2 separate regions of the Homo sapiens genome follow, and region 2 is linked to region 1. Evidence: read pairs that join two places in POLR2A ChIA-PET (ENCODE). Cell type or tissue: K562. All regions are shown on one strand. Each heading gives the region's core, and the rest is flanking DNA. Links, peaks and the distances in the headings are about the cores only.

Region 1 (5,379 bases), core at 213-5,212:
GCTTCCGCCTGCCAGGTTCAAGTGATACTTCTGCCTCAGCCTCCCGAGTAGCTGGGACTACAGGCACACGCCACCAACCCCAGCTAATTTTTGTATTTTTATTTTATTTATTTATTTATTTATTTATTTATTTATTTATTGAGACAAAGTCTCACTCTGTTGCCCAAGCTAGAGTGCAGTGGCGCGATCTCTGCTTACTGCAACCTCCACCTCCCAGGTTCAAGTGATTCTCCTGCCTCAGCCTCCCAAGTAGCTGGGACTACAGGTACACACCACCATGCCCAGCTAATTTTCTTATTTTCAGTAGAAATGGGGTTTCACTATGTTGGCCAGGCTGGTCTTGAACTCCTGGCCTCAAGCAATCCGCCCGCCTCGGCCTCCCAAAGTGTTGAGATTACAGGCGCATGCCACCAGCCCCAGCTAATTTTTGTATTTTTAATAGAGACGGGGTTTCACCATGTTGGCCAGGATGGGCTCAATCTCCTGACCTTGTGATCTGCCTGCCTCAGCCTCCCAAAGTGCTAGGATTACAGGCGTGAGCCACCACACCGCGGCCTATGAAATACTTTGATACAGGCATGCAATATGTAGTAATCACCTCTTAGAACATCGTACACACACACACACACATCCCCCCCTAAAACTTAATAATTAGAAAACTGCATTTTAACTTCATTCCCCTTTTTAACTTTTTGTTGATTCTGTGTCTTATTGTACTATGTTTTGGAAAGTTGTAGTTATTTTTTTTTATTAGTTCATCATTTAGGCTTTGTGCTTAAGACAAGTGTAGTTTACATACCACAATTACAGTGTTATAATACTCAATGTGTTCTTCTGTGTACTTACTATTACCAGCAGGTTTTGTACCTTCAGATGATTTCCTCTTGCTCACCAACATCTATTTTTTTCTGATTAAAGAACTCCCTTTAGCACTTCTTATTGGACAGGTCTAGTGTTGATGAAATCCTTCAGCTTTTGTTTGTCAGCAAGTCTTTATTTCTCCATCACGTTTGAAGGACATTTTCACTGGATATACTATTCTTGGGTAAAGGTCTTTTCCTTCAGCACTTTAAATATGTCGTGCCACTCTCTCCTGGCCTGTAAGGTTTCCATTGAGAAGTCTGCTGCCAAACGTATTGGAACTCCATTATAAGTTATTTGTTTTTGCTCTCGTTGCTTTTGAGGTTCTTTCTTTATCTTTGACCTTTGGGAGTTTGATTATAACCTTATTGAATATCGATGTTAATATTTTTCTCCAGGTTTGGGAAATTCCCTAATATTATCCCTTTGAATAATCTTCCTGCCCCTCTTTCTCTACCTCTTCTTTAAGGCCAATAACTCTTAGATTTGCTCTTTCAAGGCTATTTTCTAGATCCTATAAGCAGGCTTCATTGGTTTTATTCTTTGCTTTTTTCTCTCCTCTGACTGGGTGTTTTTCAAATAGCCTGTCTTCAGGCTCAATAATTCTTCCTTCTGCTTAATTAGTTCCACTATTAAGTGACTCTGATGCATTTTTTCAGCATGTTAATTGCATTTTCAACTCTAGAATTTCTGCTTGATTCTTTTTATTTCAGTCTCTGTTAAATTTATCTGACAGAATTCTGAATTCCTTCTGTCTGTCATCTTGAATTTCTTTGAGTTTCCTCAAAACAGCTATCTTGAATTCTTTTTTTTTTTTTTTTTCTTTTGAGACAGAGTCTTGTTCCGTCACCCAGGCTGGAGTGCAATGGCGTGATCTCGGCTCACTGTAACCTCCACCTCCCGGGTTCAAGCAATTCTCGTGCCTCAGCCTCCCAAGTAGCTGCAATTACAGACATGCATCACTATGCCTGGCTAATTTTTTAGTATTTTTAGTAGATACAGGGTTTCACCACGTTGGCCAGGCTAGTCTCGAACTCCTGGCCTTACGTGATCCTCCTGCCACAGCCTCCCAAAGCGCTGGGATTACAGGCATGAGCCACTGTGCCCAGCCAGCTATTTTGAATTCTCTGTCTGAAAGGTCACATGTCTCTGTTTGTCCAGCATTGGTCCCTCCTGACTTACTTACTTTGTTTGGTGAGGTCATATTTTCCTGGATGATGCTTGTAGATGTTCGTTAGTGTCTGAGCATTGAAGAGTTAGGTATTTACTGTAGTCTTCACAGTCTGGGCTTGTTTGTGTCCGTCCTTCTTGAAAAGGCTTTCTAAAGGACTTGGGCCTCAAGCCCAATATCACTGTGGTTTTTGCAGACTCAAAGTACTCCCTTGGTAGTCTCAGATTAGATCTGGAATTCTCTGGATTACCAGACAGACTCTTGTTCTTTTCCCTTTCTCTCAAAGAAACAGTGTCTCTCCCTCTCCCTCTCCCTCTTCCCCTCCCCCTCCTTCCTTCTCTCCCCACACCCCGTCCCTTGAGCTACCTGGAACTGGGGTGTGGTGACACAAGCACTCTTGTGGCTACCACCACTGGGGCTGTGCTGGGTCATGCCTGTCGTAACTGCTCACTTGCTACCACCTATGCTCACTCAAGGCCCTAGGGCTCCACAATCAGCAGGTGGCAAAGTGAGACAGGTTTGTGTCCTTCCCTTCAGGGTAGTGAGTTCCTCCAGGCCCTGGTGAGTCCAGAGATGCTGTCTGAGAACCAGGGATTGGAGTCAAAAACCTTAGAAATTTGCCTGATGTTCTATTCTGCTGTGACTAAGCTGAGACTCAAACCACAATATAAAATCCTTCCTGCTTTTCCTTCCCCTTTCCACAGGCAGAGGGGCCTCCCTGTGGACACCAACACCCAGCCACTATTGGGGGTGGGGGTAGTTCTGCCAGGCCACCTCCAATGTACACTTAAAGCCCATGGGCTCTTCATTTTAGTCAGCTGGTGGGGAATGCTGTCCGGCCTGGGATCACCCTTCAGGGCACTGGGCTCCCCTCTGGCCCAAGGCAGGTCCAGAAATTCTGTTCAGGAACTGAGGCCTGAACCTGGGGACCCCAAAAGCCTGCTTATTCCTCCACCCCACTGTGGCTGAGCAGTAACTAAGGTGCAAAACAACAACATCCCTTTACTTTTCCATCTTTTTAAACAGAAGAAGCCTTTCACCATAGCCACCTATAGCTGGGAATGTGCTTGGGAATGTGCTGGGTCACACTGTAGTCAGCACATCTCAGAGCCCAAGGCCCATGGTGTACTACTACCCAGGCATTGCTGCTGGTTACTCGGGGCCCATGGGCTCTTTAGTCAGCAGCTGATGAATCTTGCAGGGACTGGGTCCTTCCTTTAAGGCAGCAGGTTCTGTTTTGTCCAGATGGTGTCTAGAAATGTGTATAGGAGCTAGGGCCTGGAATGGGGGCCTCACGACTCTGCCTGGTGCCCTGTCCTACTGTGGCTGAGCAGGTATCCAAGATGCAAGACAAAGTCCTCTTTACTCTTCACTTTCCATCCCTTAAGCAGAAGGAAGGAGACATTTTTGCCCCTGAGCTGTACTGCCTAGGTTTGGGAGAGGGGTGGTGCAATCACTCCTTTAGCCACCCTGGGTGTCTCCCTAGGTCACATGCCACCCGAAGTCCTCTGGCTCTGAGTCCAGCCCAGCACTAGGAGTTGTTTAGGAGTTGAAGTCCTTGTGTACCTAGGCTGTCTTCTAAGTTTACGTAGGTCCTCAGAGCACTTCAGCCCATGGTCATGAGGCTTGTTGAGAAACTCAAGTTCCAACCGATAGGATAGGTGATTACCCTCTGGCTAGGTCTGGTACAGATTCTCCCTCCCTACACAGGTACTGGCTGACCCCAGCATGGATTTATTCTCTGCTGTCACAGGGCAGCACTAAGTTCAATGTAAAGTCCCCTGGTCACTGTGATGTTCTTCCTCCATATGCACAGACTCTGGCACTGCAAGGCCTCTGCCAGGGGATGGGAGAGGGGTGGCATCAGCGATTCAAGACGAGACTGTCTCTCCTGTCTTCCTCAATGCCTCTTTCAAGGATTTGCAGAGACCAGATGACACACAGTCATAGCTGCCATCTTTGGAAGCTGAAATAACTCAGGCTAGAGCTGTTTAAATGCCGTTTCTAAAATAGTGCTGCAGCCCCACCTGTAGCTTGAGAACTTTCCCAAGTAAGTCATGAAATGTTATCAGGGCTGGTCACGGTGGCTCATCTGTGATCCTAGGACTTTGGGAGGCTGAGGTGGAAGGATTCCTTGAACCTAGTTGTTCAAGACCAGCCTGGGCAACATAGGGAGACCCCAACTCTACAAAAAATAAAAAAGAATTAGCCGGGCATGGTGTCACACCTATAGTCCCAGCTGAGGAGGCTGAGGCAGGAGGATCACTAGAGCCTGGGAGGTTGAGACTGCAGTGAGCTGTGATCATGCCACTGCACTGCAGCCTGGGTGACCCTGTCTCTTAAATAAAAAGAGAAAGAAATGTTATCAGTTATGATGTTTATAATTTTTAGTAAAATGTATAAACGGAATGAGAAATGGAATGTGTTGTATTCACATTCCATACTGAATATGACTTGTTTGGGGTACCGTTTGCTAAGGATTAATTTTAAATTTCTCAAATATTCTAGAATGAATCTTCCATGTGGATATTTGCTTCATTATTTTAATAAAGAAGTGGTTTTTAAGGGCCAGGTGTGACGGCTCGCACCTGTAATCTCAGCACTTTGGGAGGCCGAGGCGGGCAGATCACCTGAGGTTAGGAGTTCGAGACCAGCCTAACCAACATGGTGAAACCTTGTCTCTACTAAAAATACAAAAAATTAGCTGGGCATGGTGGCATGTGCTTCTAATCCCAGCTGCTTGGGAGGCTAGGCAGAAGAATTGCCTGAACCCAGGAAGCGGAGGTTGCTGTGAGCTGACATCGCGCCACTGCACTTCAGCCTGGGCAACAAAGTGACAGTCTATCTCAAAAAAAAAAAAAAAAAAAAAAAAAAAGAAAGTGGTGGTTTTTAAGGAAAGTACTTTCTATAGTAGCTTATTTTCATCTCATTTTATTATATGTTAACATAGATGATAGGTTGATTTTTTTTTTTTTCAGCTTCCTTGGAAATCATTGACTAGCATCATTGAATATTATTACATGTGGAAAACTACTGACAGATATGTGCAACAGGTAATTTTTTTCATATTGCTACCAATATGGTTGCATTTAAGTGAACTTTCTGTTTATATTTTAATATTTTTTGGCGATGTACTACTTTTAAATTTGTTTACCTTACTTTTTCCAGACTACTTTAAACTACATGATTTCATATCTTTAGGATATTATTTAAGATTTTAATCTTAATATTTCCTTGACTTCGCATGAATTATGATAAATATTTTGGAGAGATACCACTAGAGAGGCATTATTTTCCTTGCATTTGACTGATCCTTCATCTCTTTGTAGTTCATGGCAATGATCAAA
Region 2 (5,379 bases), core at 320-5,319, 190 kb before region 1:
CAGGTCTTGAAGATGGATTTGTTGTAGGACGTGAGGATGGGGAAAAGTTTGCAGATGTGAGCCAGAGATGAGCCTGGCTTGATACCAAGAGCCAATTCATCAGGAAGCCGTTAAAAAATACTTTCTAGAAGCATCACAAGCAATAGAAGACAGAACTATAGTGCCGATTGTTTGCTCTAACATTATTGTAGGGTTTATTTCCTGTGTTCTCTCCGTAGAATCCTTCTACTGTCTGTTGATTGAACCAGTTGAAGAAATATCTCATTTTAAATTACATTTGAGCTTAGAAAACAAATTAATTTGATGACAATACAATGTGTGCCTCCTAGGTATATTTTCATGCGATTTCTTAGAGAGATAGGCTTAAATCATTTCATTTGTTTCAAGAGTAATATTTTTATTTGATTTTAATATCATCAACCACTGCTGCAGCAGCAATACCCAAATCGTTTTCTTAAACAAAGAAAACAGTGATGCAGAAATGATAGGCTTGTCTCAATATAATCTGGTTTAGAGAGCATTCTTAAAGCCAATTCTATTCTTTGTACTTTGAGAAGATAATGTTGAGAAGTATTACATCCAGATTCTCTCCTAGACTCGGGATGGTATTTAGGGTCTTCATATCTAAATCTTTAGAATGCATTACAATTTAAAGGTAGAATTTTAGAGTTTGAAAGAACCTAGAGGTTTTCTAGTTTCAGAACCTAGGAAAAAAAAAAAAAAAAAAAAGCAAATTACTCCCATTTTTTCCTCCCCTCCGAAGTTACAAAGCTTCAGAGATGTGGCTGTAACTAGCCCGAGCATTCCCAGCAGCAGCATCCTGGCAGAGGCTAGAATCAGGTTTTCTCATGTCAAACTCTGCTCACTCTGTTTCCAGGGCCTGGATTGCTGCCACAACCTTCTACCTCATCTCTTTGCACTCCAGTTCTTTCCTATCTCTATGAATTCTGAATAAGGCCACCACAGAGCTCTTCCTTCCATCCATTTTCATCAGGGCATTCCCAAATTCAAAAACCTGAAAGGTGGCTGGGTGTGGTGGCTCACGCCTGTAATCTCAGCACTTTGGAAGGCCGAGGCAGGCAGATCACCCAAGTTCAGGAGTTCGAGACCAGCTTGGCCAACATGGTGAAACCCGTTTCTACTAAAAATTCAAAAAATTAGCCAGGCATGGTGGTGCACACCTGTAATCCCAGCTACTGGGGAGGCTGAGGCAGGAGAATCGCTTGAACCTGGGAGGCAGAGGTTGCAGTGAGCTGAGATTGTGCCATTGGACTCCAGCCTGGGCTACAAGAGCAAAACTCCTCTTGAAACTAGAGGTTTTCAAAAAAAAACAAAACAAACAAAACCTAAAAGGAGTATATAAAAGTAGATAATTAGAAATTGTCCATACAATAAAGTCCAAATTGGCCAGGCGCGGTGGCTCATGCCTGTAATCCCAGCACTTTGGGAGGCCGAGGCAGGTGGATCATGAGGTCAGGAGTTCGAGAGCAGCCTGGCCAAGATGGTGAAACCCCGTCCCTACTAAAAATACAAAAATTAGCTGGGCGTGGTGGTGCGCCCCTGTAATCCCAGCTACTCAGGAAGCTGAGGCACGAGAATCGCTTGAACCCGGGAGGCAGAAGTTGCAGTGAGCCGAGATCGCTCCACTGCCCTTGAGCCTGGGTGATGGAGCGAGACTCCATCTCAAAAAAAAAAAAAAAGTCCAGATTGTCTATAGGGCTCTCTCTAGGCTCAAACCCTGGCTGTATAACTCATTTGCTAAGCCACCTGGAGCCAGTTCCTTAAACCTCATTGATCTTCAGTTTTTCTCCTCCGTAGAATGAAGATAATAATACCTACATCCAAAGGGGTAATGAAAAGATCACAAGCTGATGTGAAGGTGGTATATAGCTCAGTGCATGACACTAGAAACATCTCACTTCATGTATGCTTCCTTTAGCCCAAATCAGCCATGCTCATTTCTCATTCCTGGGTTCTAAATAAACACAGATTGGATAAGTGAATTGATTTGTCTAAACATGTGACCAACAACAGAGTAACCTGAAACAAAAAATTCAGTAAAAAGTTGTGACCCTTTTACTGCTGACTCTGGCTTGAACACAGATTCCTCCATCACTTTGCATTGCATAACTGGATGTGTTCGAGGACTCCAAACACCGTTTCCCCCAAAGCTTTAGAAATTGAAATACCCTGTGGGCACTACTGTTCCATGCAGCTTACTTATCAACTCTGTCTGCTTTAAAAAGCCCTTGCCCTGCTGTTAATTCATATTTTTCAATGTTTGCATTTACATCAGTTTATTTCTCAGCCTCTGCCGAATCAGTTGGTACTTTTAAAGACAGCTTTTCGAATGGAAATTCAAATGGAAACTTCTCTCATTTTAAAATATAAAAGGCTAATGACTTAGCCCAGTGTGCAGAATGACCCCTGTAGAAGGTGTTCAGAAGACCACCAGGATGGCTGAATGGTAGAAAGGAGAGCTTTATTGTTGTTATCAGTTTGCAAGCCAGGAAGAGAAAGTCTCCGGTGTGGACTGAAGGTGCTCTCTCTTCAAAGAGGGAAATAACAGGTTGGGTTTTAGGCCTCACAGGGCCTGTATCATACATAGTCAGCAGGCTTGGGGGAAAAGCTATACATACTTACGGGGGAGGCGCACACATGCATAATTGGTACACATATATGTAACATACATCGTGTTCACTTTGTGATGGGGCTTTAGCATTAAAATGAGGTGGAATTTGGCTCTTTATGTCAACAGGTGAACTACAGGCCACAAAGACAGCTTGTGTGCTGCCTCTGTAAGCTGGCTGAAACTGACCTGGGGTCTGCAGCAGCTCATCAGAAAAGAATGTTTGTAATGGCTGTCTATCCAGACAGAGTTGTTGTCATCTGGGTTGTATAACAGAATTGAAAACTCCTATTTTTAGGGAGTTTAGCCACAGTAATTTAGAAATTTGCCAGCCAAGCCCTGAGCCCTTGACCCATCAGTAACTTGGTTTCCTTATCTTAGGGTCTGTCTTAGTTTATTAAGGGGCATCTATTTTCGTCTCTCAGATTACAAAGGTAGAGCTGTAACTCAATAGCACTATGAGGTTATCCCAAGATTCAGAGTGGTCTTGTTTACAGAGCTCTAATACAGGGAGGTATAAGTCAAAGGGTATGAAGTTTCAGTTATATAGGATGAATAAGTCCTAGAGATCTACGATGTGGCATAGTACCTATATTCAATAGTACTATAATGCATACTTAAGCATTTGCTAAGAGGGTAGATCTTTTTTTTTTTTTGAGACGGAGTTTCACTCTTTTTGCCTAGGCTGGAGTGCAATGGTGCGATCTCAGCTCACCGCAACCTCCGCCTCCCAGGTTCAAGCGATTCTCCTGCCTCAGCCTCCTGAGCAGCTGGGATTACAGGCATGCACCATCACCCCGGCTAATATTGTATTTTTAGTAGAGACAGGGTTTCTCCATGTTGGTCAGGCTGGTCTTGAACTCCCAACCTCAGGTGATCCACCCGCCTCGGCCTCCCAAAATGCTGGGATTACAGGCGTGAGCCACCACGCCCGGCGAGGGTAGATCTTATAGGTGTTCTTATCATTTCAAAAAAAGGAATAGTGGGACATGATGGCTCATGCCTGTAATCCCAGCACTTTCGGAGGCCGAGTCAGGCAGATCACGAGATCAGGAGTTCAAGACCAGCCTGACCAACATGGAGAAACCCCGTCTCTACTAAAAATACAAAATTAGCCGGGGTGGTGATGCATGCCTGTAATCCCAGCTACTTGGGGAGGCTGAGCAGGAGAATCGCTTGAACCTGGGAGGCGGAGGTTGCGGTGAGCTGAGATCAAGGCAATGCACTACAGCCTAGGCAACAGAGGGAAAAAAAAAAAGGAATAATAAAAAGACAGAAAGAAACTTTCAGAAGTGATGGATATGTTTATGGCATAGATTGTGATGACAGTTTCAAAAGTGTATACTCATCTCCAAACCCAAGAAGTTGTATACATGAAATATGTACAGTTTTTTGTATGTTAATCATACCTCAATAAAGTGTTTTCTTTTTTGAAAAAAAAAAAAGAGAGAGAGAGATGGCTGGGCATGGTAGCTCATGCCTGTAATCCCAGCACTTTGGGAGGCAGAGGCAGGTGGATCATTTGAGGTCAGGAGTTTGAGACCAGCCTGGGCAACATGGTGAAACTCTGTCTCTACTAAAAATACAAAAATTTGGCCGGTGGCTCACGCCTATAATCTCAGCACTTTGTGAGGCTGAGGCAGGTAGATCACCTGAGGTCAGGAGTTCGAGACCAGCCTGGCCAACATAGTGAAACCCCATCTGTACTCAAAATACAAAAATTAGCTGGACGTGGTGGTGGGCGCCTGTAATACCAGCTACTCGGGAGGCTAAGGCGGGAGAATCTCTTGGACCTGGGAGGCGGAGGTTACAGTGAGCCGAGATCACGCCACTGTACTCCAACTTGGGTGACAGAGTGAGATTCCATCTCAAAAAAAAAATTAGCTGGGTGTGGTGGCACGTGCCTGTAGTCCCTGCTACTCAGGAGACTGAGGCAGGAGAATCGCTTAAACCTGGGAGGTGGATGCCAGTGCACTCCAGCCTGGGTGACAGAGGCTCTCTCAAAAATAAACAGAGAAACAGAAATGAGAGATACAAGAAAAAACGTAAAAGTTCTCAGATATCTAAGGCTGAGGCAAGAAATATGTGTAAGGGAGGGGAAAAATTTTTTCCTCTACCTTCCTAGGTTCTTGGCCTATGCTCCTACAAATTAGACTGACAAAAGATAAATTAACAAGAGAAACACAGTTTATTAGAAACACTTTATTAACAAGTACAGCATAGTACATTACACCGAGAAAATCAAAGGGTTGTTAGTATCAAAATCAAGAGGCTTTATGAAGCTTTTTTTTTTTTTTTTTGAGACGGAGTCTCACACTCTCGCCCAGGCTGGAGTGTGGTGGCGTGATCTCGGCTCACTGCAAGCTCTGCCTCCCGGGTTCACGCCATTCTCCTGCCTCAGCCTCCCGAGTAGCTGGGACTGCAGGTGCCTGCCACTACGCCCGGCTAATTTTCTGTATTTTTAGTAGAGACGGGGTTTCACCGTGTTAGCCAGGATGATCTCCATCTCCTGACCTCATGACCTGCCCACCTCCGCCTCCCAAAGTGCTGGGATTACAGGCATGAGCCACCGCGCGTGACCTGTATAGCATCTTAATAAAGAATAATAAATTTGCTACGAAGTAACCAGCTAAAGGAAAAGGAGTTTAGGCTTTTAGGGGTGGCAAACTATGGGAAAGTAAACATGTCAGGAAACTAACAGAAGGTAAGTGTTGTTTTATAAGATGCATTATGCATTACATAGATTCCTC

What was found. Peaks named below come from ENCODE experiments on the same cell type or tissue, not always from the same donor. Only the 100,000 strongest peaks of a DNase experiment are listed, where the experiment ranks them.
Region 2: POLR2A ChIA-PET joins it to region 1 with 5 read pairs; 3 of 35 experiments call an interaction of 5 or more read pairs at or near these places.

What each region holds. Positions count from the first base shown.
Region 1 is chr2:42,690,755-42,696,133 of GRCh38, forward strand. MTA3 (metastasis associated 1 family member 3) reads left to right here. Exons shown (of 17, transcript NM_001330442.2): 10 at 5,011-5,085. Among named protein-coding and RNA genes, the nearest start is that of OXER1, 71 kb to the right of the region's middle. In K562, for the core only: no CTCF peak of the experiment used is centred there; a DNase peak (open chromatin) is centred at 2,407.
Region 2 is chr2:42,495,900-42,501,278 of GRCh38, forward strand. It overlaps a transcript of MTA3 not described here. Among named protein-coding and RNA genes, the nearest start is that of KCNG3, 4.6 kb to the left of the region's middle. In K562, for the core only: no CTCF peak of the experiment used is centred there; no DNase peak of the experiment used is centred there; H3K27me3 peaks cover 1,217 bases.